2 separate regions of the Homo sapiens genome follow, and region 2 is linked to region 1. Evidence: chromatin contacts called from ENCODE Hi-C or POLR2A ChIA-PET data. All regions are on one chromosome and are shown on one strand. Each heading gives the region's core, a stretch centred on a gene start or an enhancer-like site at or near the end of the contact. The rest is flanking DNA. Distances are from core to core; before and after follow the strand shown.

Region 1 (5,554 bases), core at 1,816-4,315:
CCTCAACACTTGTCCTCTGTGCACATGCAGGCTTAATACCATGTGGAAGCTGCCGAGGCTTATGGCTTACATCTTCTGGAGCAGCAGCCTGAGACATATCTGGGGCCCTTTTAGCCATGGCTGGAGCTGGAGTGTCTGGGACACAGGGAGCAGTGTTCTGAGGTAATGCAGGGCATTAGGGCCCTGGGCCCAGCCTGCAAAACTATTCTTCCCTGCTAGGCCTCCAGACCTGTGATGGGAGGGTCTGCTGTGAAGGTTTCTGAAATGCCTTCAAGGCATTTCCCCCATTGTCTTGACTATTAACATTTGGCTTCTCTTTAGCTATGCAAATTTCTGCAGCTGGCTTGAATTCCTCCCCAGAAAATAGGTTTTTCTTTTCTACAACATGGCTGGGCTGCAAATTTACCAAACTTTTATGCTCTGCTTCCCTTTTAAATGTAAGTTCCAGTTTCAGATCATCTCTTGTTTGCTCACAAATATAAGCATATGCTGTTAGAAGCAGCCAGGCCACATCTTGAAGGCCACATCTTGAATGCTTTGCTACTTAGAAATTTCTTCTACCAGAAACCCTAAATAATCATTCTCAAGTTCAAAGTTCCACAGATCTCTAGGACAGGGGCACAATGTCTCTAGTCTCTGCTAAAGCATAGCAAGAGTGACCTTTACTCCAGTTCTCAATAAGATCCTCATCTCCATCTGAGACCACCTCAGCCTAGCCTTCACTGTTCATATCACTATCAGCATTTTGGTCACAATAATTTAACAAGTCTCTAGGACTTCCAAACTTTCCCTCATCTTCTTGTCTTTTTCTGAGCCCTTCAAACTGTTCTAACCTCTGCTCACTACCCAGTTTCAAAGCTGCTTCTACATTTTCAGATATCTTTATGGCAATATCACACTCCCAGTACCATTTTTCTGTATTAGTCCATTCTCTCATTACTATAAAGAACTACGTGAGACTGGGTAATTTATAAAGAGAAAAGGTTTAATTGGCTCATATTTCTGCAGACTGTACAGGAGGCATGGCTACAGAGGCCTCAGGAAACTTACAATCATGGTGGACGGTGAAGGGTGAAAGGGAAGCCACAATGTCCTACATGGCTGGAGCAGGAGGAAGAGAGTGAAGGAGGAAGTGCTACACACTTTTAAATGACCAGATCTTGTGAGAACTCACTCACTATCATGAGAACAGCAAAGGGGAAATCACCCCCACAATTCAATCACCTCTCATCAGGCCCCTCCTCCAATACTGGGGATTAAAATTCATCATTAGATTTGGGTGGGGACACAGATCCAAACCATAGCACCATATGTTCTCATTATTTATCTCCCACATGTAAGTGAGAATATTCGGTATTGGGTTTTCAGTTCCTGTGTTAGATTGCTAAGGATAATGGCCTCCAGCTTCATCCATGTTCCTGCAAAGGACATGATTTCACTCTTTTTGTGGCTGCATAGTATTCCATGGTGTATATGTACCACATTTTTGTTATCCAGCCTACCATTGATGGGCATTTAGGTTGATTCCATGTCTTTGCTATTGTAAATAGTACTGCGATGAACATATGCATGCATGTGTCTTTATGGTAGAATGACTTATATTCCTTTGGGTATATACCCAGTAATGGGATTTCTGGGTTGAATGGTAGTTTTGTTTTTTGTTTTTTGAGGAATTGCCACAATGTTTCCCACAACATTGGACTAATTTAAACTACCACCAGCAGTGTATAAGAGTTCCCTTTTCTCTGCAACGTTGCCGGCATCTGTTATTTTTTGACTTTTTAGTAATAGCCATTCTGATTGGTGTTAGATGGTATTTCATTGTGGTTTTTGATTTGGATTTTTCTAATTATTAGTGATAATTAACATTTTTCCATATGCTTATTGGCTGCATGTACGTCTTCTTTTGAAAAGTGTCTGTTCGCATTCTTTGTCCACTTTTATGTTTGGTTTTTTGTTTTTGTTTTTTGTTTTTGGTCTTGCTCTGACACCCAGGTTGGAGTGCAGTGATGCGATCTCGGCTCACTGTAACCTCTGCTTCCCGGGTTGAAGCGATTCTCCTGCCTCATCCTCCTGAGTAGCTGGGATTACAGGTGTGCCACATGCCTGGCTAATTTTTTTGTATTTTTAGCAGACACAGGGTTTTACCATGTTGCCCAGGCTGGTCTCAAACTCCTGGCCTCATGTGATCTACCTGCCTCGGCCTCTCAAAGTGCTGGGATTACAGGTGTGAGCCATCGTGCCTGTCCCTTTGTCCACTTTTTAATGTGGTTGTGCAACATTTCTTGGGGCCAGTTCCAACTTCAGTTATGCAGCCTTTGGCTCAAGAGCCTTCACAGGATTTCCTTTGGCATTTGCTGCATTTTTGCCAATTCCCACAATATTGTTTGAACTGTAACAGTTTTTCCTTGTTTCTTTCTTTTTTCACCAACTGGGATCTAAGATTGACTTACAGAAGCAAGGTATGTCTGAAACGATTAATATTTCTCTAAGTCTCTATGTGCATCAAGATTTGTAACCTATTGTGAACTTGTGTAACAACCATTTAATCAGTGCAATTGATCAAAGTAGCTTTCTACACAAAAGTGGGTACCTGGCTATCATGTAATCATGAAAAAGCAACAACTCTGAATTTTATTATATTATATTTATGTGCTCCATTTATTATGGTGTTGCCCTCCAAAATGAAATTACATACCCAAATTAAAAATGCACTAAAATATTTTAGTGACAAGAAAATATTTTTCTTTTTTAATATCTGCAGAATGGGCACAAACATATTATACTGGGAATATTTCATTTCATTTTTAAAAAATCATAGAGGCAACATTATGCATTTAGACTCATATTGCAAAGAGCATTATTATTTGCTCTATTTTGACTCCTTTATATTTTCCTTTCTTTTTAAAAGAATATGCGTGTGTGTGTGTGTTTGTGTTGTTTTACTGTCTGGAAGATGACAAACTGTATACTTTAGTGACATAAATTACCTGAACAATTTACTGTAGATGCTCCTGGCAGAAAAGGCCACGTCACTCTTGTGTTTCCTTCTTTGCTGCTGTGAGAACGCTATGTTCCCTGGAGAGCCTGGTGAGGCCTGTCTGGGCTAAATTCTTTTCACATGCATGGTTCACTGCTTGAATACCCAAGAGGCAGAGCTTACTCTCTCACTCTCTGTCTGAGAATGGGTTTACCATTCTTGTGATTGCCCCTTGCATTCTGCTTTTCTGCCTCCAGTAATGTTTGGTATTTGATAATTTAGGGAAAAAGGACCACCAGCTATGCACTTGGACAATTATGAAATAAATGCTGTTTAGGGCATGCAAAGGTTTTATAAATTCTAGCCGGTGATCAGCTCCCAACCCAACGAATGCATTTCAATTGTGTTTATCTTTGCTTGCATATCTAGAAACAAGACATAAACACAGTTATCAACCATTTGGCACCTTTTAAATGGACACAATCATCCACTGTCTAACTTGTAGTGCTATTAAAGTTTGATGTGCAGTTGTAAGAAGCTCTGTTGTCTTCCTTTAATGGCACCAAATCAGGTACAGTCAAATGTTTGCAGACAAGATGCCAGCCAAACCTTAAAGCTGCAAAGGCTCAATCTACCTGGCCAGAAAGTGGTGGCCCCACCCGTTTCTCTATATGCATCCTAATTGTCTCTTTCATAAGTCTCCTGGAGGGCATGTGTATGAATACATTAAACATGTCTAGAAGATAATAAGTGGGGTTTAAGTAGTCTCAACTTTAGCCTTTTTGACTCAAAATATCCCAGACCTGGCAATGGAATGAGCGGGATTATCTGCCTTTTTGTTTCACGGCAGTCCAGTCATTCTGAATGTTACCTTTGGTGTTGCTCAAACACCAGGCATTTCACATGCCCTCAGCTAACAGAATAGCTGAGTATGACTGTCAGTTTCTCCCTTAGGTGGTCACTCAGTCCCAAATTTCCCATTTCTATGACTAATACCAGCATATTTAATATGACGTTGAACACCTTGACCTCCTTTATCTTCTCTTTCTCATGTTCATTACTACCATTACTAATTGTACCTGCTTACTACCACCCACAATTTGGTACATGTCTGGATTGGGAAAGCAGCCTCCTAATCATTTCTGTACATCCAGCTTTCCTCTCTGCTTTCTGCACAGCTGCCAGAACAAGCTCCTGCATATGCTGTTTGTAGCACATCCAGCGATTCATTACCAAAAACTAGAGCCTATTACTTAAGGTCTCCAACAACTGGTTTTCTTTTTAACTTCTCTCTTTCCCCTGTTATTTTCTCCTTTCTGTATCCAACTCAGTGTGCTTTCACCTCACTTCATAAGTGTTGCAAGATGTTTGCCCTTACATTTTTGCATGAATCTTTGCACCAGTCTGGGTGTTCGCTTGTCTTTTCTCTCTGCATCTCTCAAGACCTGAGCTCATCATCCACGAAACCACTCTCCTTTAATTAGGCTACCATTCTGATTACTTCTTCATTTTGCTTTCCTTGTCCCCTGTAAGTTTTTAGTCTATTGAAATTTGAGTCAAAATTAAGTAATTTTGAACCCAACGATGTTTTGTTTTATAATTATTCACAGCATGCTTCCAGTGCATTTGGAATGTACCTCAACCAAACTTTGGAATATACCTCCACCATATACATGATTAAAAACTTCTTAAAGTCACAGAATATGTCATCTACTGTTTTTTATACTACCCATATACCATGCTTCTATTCAGCCTTCGTGCAACAAATGCTCATGAGCATATAGGGGCTGCAGATACAGCAGGAGTGAGAAAGATAGGACTAGTTCTTGCCCTCAAGAGCTAGTGGGGAGTGGGCTCATCCAATTAATATCTCTGAGACACAAAGGGAATATTAGGCATGTGATTTCCAAAGGAACAAAAAGAGCATGTGCGATAACTTCACAAGCAGGAGCCAAAACAAATTCTGCATCATACCTAATGGCAAGAGAAATGAGAAAATTGCATCCAAGTATTTATTTTGAACAGCTGTGGGATGCAACAGTACAATTAGAAAATCACATGTCAGGCACTGGACACAGGCATCTGCCAGATTCTGTTGTCCTCCTATAGCCTCTCAAAATAGTAGGACCAGCGTCTGAGGGGTGTGGGGGCTGAAAATACTCTACATTTTGATCTGGGTTGTGGCTACATGGGTGTGTATATATGCAAAAAGTCAAGCCAGGTGCGATGGCATAAACCTGTAGTTCCAGCTAGGTTGCCCAGGCCGGTCTTGAACTCTTGGGCTCAAGGATCCCTTGAGGATCACTTCAGCCCAAGCGTTCAAGACCGGCCTGGGCAACATAGTAAGACCTCATCTCAAAAACAAGCAATCAAACAAATTCATCAAACTGTACCAATGTTATACCTCAACAAAAACTTTTTTAGGTTGAAAAAAAATGGTAAGAAGGGAAAAAAGCACACACTTTGCTTTGGCCATGCCTTCTTATTTATTTTTATTTTTATTTTGTGGGCATGAAGTGAGCATGAAGCCATCTGAATGAATTCTTGTCTCCTCCTGGGCATGTGAGCCTTGGG
Region 2 (5,554 bases), core at 856-3,355, 150 kb before region 1:
TCTCAAAGTGCTGGGATTACAGGCGTGAGCTACAACACCCATCCAAAAGGGGAAATTTGAACACACACACACAGAGAAAGAGAGAGACAGAGAAAGAGAGAGAGAATGCCACATGAGGACTGGAGTTATGTTGCCACAAGCCAAGGAATTTTGAGAAGCTTGGAAAGAGGCCTGGAATAGCTCCTTCCCTGGCATCTTTAGAGGAAGCGTGGCCTTCCAAACACCTTGATTTTAGATTTCTAGGCTCCAGAACTGTGAAATAATACATTTATATTGTTTAAGCCAACCAGTCTGTGGTGCTTTGTTATGGCAGTCCTAGGGAACCAGAATGCTGTCTTTAGTTATCCTCAATATTTTATGCACTCAAAGAAGCCTTTGCCAAATGTCTAGTGAAGACACAGTGCTAGACTCCTTCCCTAGGGAAGGCAGCTGGGTTTTGTGCAGTTTCTATGTTGTCCAAACCCTTTGCCCCAGGAGTGGGTGAGAAGCTGCAGCAAGTCACTTACAATGAAGGGTGATTGCGAGTAGGAGTGATCACCTAGGTCTCTGATGTGTGCTAATTTCCTCCTGTAATTAACCTGTCAACACTGTCTGTTAATAAACCTAGGGGGTTGCCAACATTGATCAAATACAACACGAGGAAATTGGATCCTATGGAAAAAATGTCACATCAAAGTTTCAGAAGCATTTAAAAAAATCTGTTCTGATTCTGCTGAGTTTTTAAGTCAGACAAATCATTCCTGATGAGTTAAGATTGCTGGCACCTGGGTCGTCTGGTGAGGCACCTCGTTTTGATTGCCCGTTGCATAGTTTCATTTCAGCCTAAGATCTTAATTCCTGCAAATGATTTCCCTAGCATATATGATGAAAAGTAATGTGCCTGCTGAAGATGGATTTAACCATATTTAGCTATTGGAAAGACCTTGTCAGGAACCATCTTTATTCATTTTTTAAATGTTTGTATAGTGGCATATGAATGTTCAATAAATATAATTTTCATGATCACACAATATTTTCTCTTAACCTTGATCTCTTCTCCTAGATTATTTAAATTCCCTATGTTAATAATAGAAAAAAAGGACCTATAATTGCTATTGAATTCCTGCAGTTTACACACTGTGCTAGAAATACCTGTCAAATTTCCCTGTAACTGCTGTGAAACAGCCTCAGAAGCCAGCGGGGCCACCAGCAGAAGGTCTGATACCTTCTACCTCACAATTAATCTAGATTTGGCGGGGCATGGTGGCTCACACCTGTAAATCCGAGAACTTTGGGAGGCCAGGGCAAGGGGCTTACTTTAGTCCAGGAGTTCTAGACCAGCCTGGGCAATACAGCAAGAACAGTCTCTACAAAATAATAATAATAATAATAATAATTAGCCAGGTGTGGCGGTACATGACCGTGGTCTCAGCTTCTCTGGAGGCTGAGGTTGGAGGATTGTTTGAGCCCCAGGGGGTCAAGGCTGCAGTGAGCTGTGATCACACCACTGCACTCCAGCCTGAGACTCTGTCTCAAAAAAAAAAAAAAAAAATCTAGATTTATGGATCATGGATGTGGAAGAATCAGACCTTGCTTTGAATTCAGCTGTGTCACTCACTATACCAGTTTCAGAAATACCTTCTGAGGGCCATGCTCCCTAAAAATAATTTTAATAAAGAGTATAGACAGTTTACTTCTTAAAAAGCAATTTATTATCTGAAAGAAGGAAAGTTCATAGTGATTATTCTGGTCAATGCTTCATTCATGTTGATATTTCCATAGATAATAGTAGTTAATTTTTGGTAGTTGTTGATTTACATGTTTCATTAACTTAGCTACATGCCTTGTAGCACCTAACACCTCACCCTTTTTGAGCAATTTCTCAGGAAAAGATTGGTGATGACTTTGTTTTGTACAGCTGACTCATCACCCCAAACTCGCCCTGTGATGAGCCCTGGGAACCCTTGCAACCTTGATGACAGCAGTCAGGAAGTATATGCAGTTAAGCAATTCCCATAGAAGGGAAGTGAAGCAGTGGGTCACCTGATACTGGAGTCTCATAACCAGACTCGCGAAGTAGGAAGGAAGCCTCCTTGCAGGGCGGTTCCACCACAGTATGAGCGGCCACAGAAAAAGTTACCCTGAGTGTTCCGTGCTGCACCGCGTCACCCAGCCCCACATTCATATGTTGAAGTCCCAAACCCTAGTACTTCAGAGTATGATCGTATTTGGAGATGAGTCTTTAAAGAGATAATTCAGTTAAAATGGGATCCTGGGAGTGGGCTCTAATCCAGTTTAAATGGCGTCCTTAGAAGAAGAGGAGAGGGGGACACAGACACACACAGAGGGAATCCCATGTGAGGACATAGGGAGAAGGTGCCATCTACCAGCCAAGGAGGGAGGCTTCAGAATGAACCAGCTCTGCTGACACCTGATCTCAGACTCCTCCAAAACAGTGAGAAAATAAACTTCTGTGGCCTAAGGTGCACCATCTGTGATGTTTGTTACTGAAGCCCTATCTGACTAATACAGTGGGTGTTGCGTTTATGCAACCTTTTCCTTCATAGAATGCAGAGGGATTAATCTCCTACTTCTTGCCTGTTTTCCCTCAGCATTAGCCACTCTGGCCTCCTCGCTGTTCTGCACACGTGCCATTCCCTCTGCCTAGAACATATTTCTTTCAGATACCTTCCTGGCTCCTTCCTTTGGTTGCTTTAAGTCTGCTGGCATCTTGCCTTCTCGGCAGGTCTCCTCTGGCCACTTATTCAAAATTACAAACCATCCACCTCCTACCATCCCCCAGCACTCTTTATCCTCCTTGGTTTTAAAATTTTTCTCTATATCACAAGGTCAGGAGATCGAGACCATCCTGGCTAACACGGTGAAACCCTGTCTCTACTAAAAATGTAAAAAATTAGCCTGGTGTGGTGGCAGGAGCCTGTAATCCCAGCTACTTGGGAGGCTGAGGCAGGAGAATGGCGTGAACCCGGGAGGCGGAGCTTGCAGTGAGTCCAGATAGCACCGCTGCACTCCAGCCTGGGCGACAGAATGAGACTCCGTCTCAAAAAAACAAAAAATTTTTTTCTCTAGAGGGCTTATCACCTCCCAGCACCCTATATAATGTACTTATTTAAACATTTAACTTCTTCATTAGAATGTAAGCTCCATGAAGGCAGAAATTTTTGTCTGTTTTATTCACTGATATATGCCCCACAGTAGGGATAGTACAGGACATGTAGTAGGAACTCAAGAAGTATTTGTTGAATGAAAATATTAATAATAATCATCATAATACTTAATGTGAATTGAGCAATATGTGCCAGATACTAAGTGCTTTACGTGTATTGGTTCATTATACATGCATAGATACACTTAATGTAGTATAGCTTAATTAATTATGTTAATTAATATATGAATTACTTCATGGTTAAAATAAAAATATTCCTGTGTGGTTAAAAAATGTTTGATTTCTTTCCTCTTTGTTATATATTGTGGGAGTGAAGGAACTCCTCTAAAAGCAGAGTAGGCAGTGATAAAGCTTGTAGGGAAACTTTGATTCAGGACAAAGAAAGATTTGTCTTTTCAGAAAGGTGGTTATATAGCCGGGTGTAGTGGTGGGCGCTTGTAAGCCCAGCTACTCGGAGAATCGCTTGAACCTAGGAGATGGAGGTTGCAGTGAACCAGGATCGTGCCACTGCACTCCAGTCTGGGCAACAGAGCCAGACTCTGTCTTAAAAAAAAAAAAGAAAAAGGAGTTTATGGTACATGTGAACTAGTATTTACTAGTTACCAATGATTCAGTCCTTACCCTGTGGGAGGCACAATCCCTTCCTCAGCCAACCAGGGAAGGAATGGATAAAACAATCTGCAAGGTAGAAAGTGCAGAAATGAAATGCAAAGACTGGATTACAAAGCACGTTATGCCTCCGTCCAAACACTCCCTACGTTTCTCACCATAGCCTTCAAGATAAGAAAGAGCTTTTGATTCGCTGGTATAATTTTGAAGCAGATAATTTCTTGAAAATATTCGATTTTAATCTTGGTTGCTTTTGTGTTTTGTGATCCTTATTGATTACCTATTTCAGCATAGTTAGAGTAGTTTAAAGTTGCTAGGGTCAATTATAATGTAAAAGCCATCAATAATGCTGTTAGATGTTTTAAAAAAATAGAAAAAAATCTAGTGAAAAGCTATGATTTGAAAGTATAACAGCTGTGAAATTGCTACCTTTCCTCCTTCTGCTCATTCATCATCTCCCGGCTTGCAGTATGTTGGAGACAGCGTCTGGGGACTGAATTGAATAATTTGAAGGGGGGAAATGATACACCTTTGTAAATTAAACACAACTGCCAGGAAGATTGATTAAATACAACTTAACTGAAACCTCATTATAGATTCAGATGAAGTTCCTCATCAGTCTTTCTACAGAAAAAAAGAAGAAACAGCTCCCAAATCTGGATGTGGTTTCCCCTGGAATAGATCTCACTTTTTAAGAAGTTTTCCTTCTGTGGTGTTAAAAAAAATCATTTTTTTTTTCTGCTGCTGTTTTAGAAATCCTGAAAAGTCATAATGCCCGATAAATGAATGCCCCATTTATGAGTCACATTTACTTTTACATATATATGTGGGAGACTCCCTAGAGGTGTATCTGAAGATTACTAATGGAAAATCTTGATTTATTAACTCAGGGGAAGCTACATAGACTGTCTCCAAGAGTTCTGTACTCCTCTCTCTTATAAGAGTACTTTGAGGCCGGGCGCGGTGGCTCACGCCTGTGATCCCAGCACTTTGGGAGGCTGAGGCGGGCGGATCACGAGGTCAGGAGATTGAGACCATCCTGGCTAACACGGTGAAACCCCGTCTCTACTAAAAATACAAAAAAATTAGCCGGGCGTGGTGGCAGGTGCCTGTAGTCCCAGCTACTCCGGAGGCTGAGGCAGGAGAATGGCGTGAACCCGGGAGGCGGAGCTTGCAGTGAGCCGAGATCGCGCCACTGCACTCCAGCCTGGGTGACAGAGCGAGACTCTGTCTCAAAAAAAAAAAAAAAGAAAAAGAAAAAAGAGTACTTTGAATAATTTTCCCTCACCACTTTCCATCATATATATATGTATATATATATACACACACACACACCCACACAACATAAACATAGATATTTATGTATACACATACATATATTTATATAAACACATATGTATATTCATACATACATCCATGTGTGTGTCTATATATTTAGTATTGCCCGATTTTGAAAACTAAAAATGATGCATTTTCACCATAAAGAAATATCATGTAATGCAGGAAAGAGCAAAGAAGAAACTAACAAATCCCACAAAATCACATCTCCCCAAGGAAAAAAAATTAGTTTGGTCCATGGTGAACATCATTCTAGATGTCACTTTAAGCCTATATTGCAAAGTAAAATGCTTTCAGGAGTCAAGAGGAACTTCCGTGGTTGAGACTGATGTGAGGAGACTCATTCAATCCTCTCAGTCTACCTTGAGCCTTTCCACATGGTATGGAGAAATATTTCTGTACCCTAAAAAAAATTTTTTTTAAACTACAGGGCAAGCAAGA

What was found. A loop is a pair of places that touch in the nucleus more often than their neighbours do. ChIA-PET counts read pairs that join two places held with the same protein, here RNA polymerase II (POLR2A). Pooled maps may share reads with other maps.
Region 2: a map of CD14-positive monocyte shows a loop between it and region 1 (2.2-fold over the local background). The contact joins two enhancer-like sites. A Hi-C loop is called at or near these places in 1 of 168 maps with a recorded cell type or tissue (CD14-positive monocyte) and 1 of 50 pooled maps. POLR2A ChIA-PET finds 5 or more read pairs at or near these places in 1 of 52 experiments (HEK293).

What each region holds. Positions count from the first base shown.
Region 1 is chr6:12,351,611-12,357,164 of GRCh38, forward strand. No RefSeq gene overlaps it. Among named protein-coding and RNA genes, the nearest start is that of EDN1, 64 kb to the left of the region's middle. Within about 2 kb of position 3,066, at least 5 of the 41 ENCODE cell types and tissues checked have a DNase peak (open chromatin) inside an H3K27ac peak, as active enhancers do.
Region 2 is chr6:12,206,391-12,211,944 of GRCh38, forward strand. It overlaps a transcript of HIVEP1 not described here. Among named protein-coding and RNA genes, the nearest start is that of EDN1, 81 kb to the right of the region's middle. Within about 2 kb of position 2,106, at least 3 of the 41 ENCODE cell types and tissues checked have a DNase peak (open chromatin) inside an H3K27ac peak, as active enhancers do.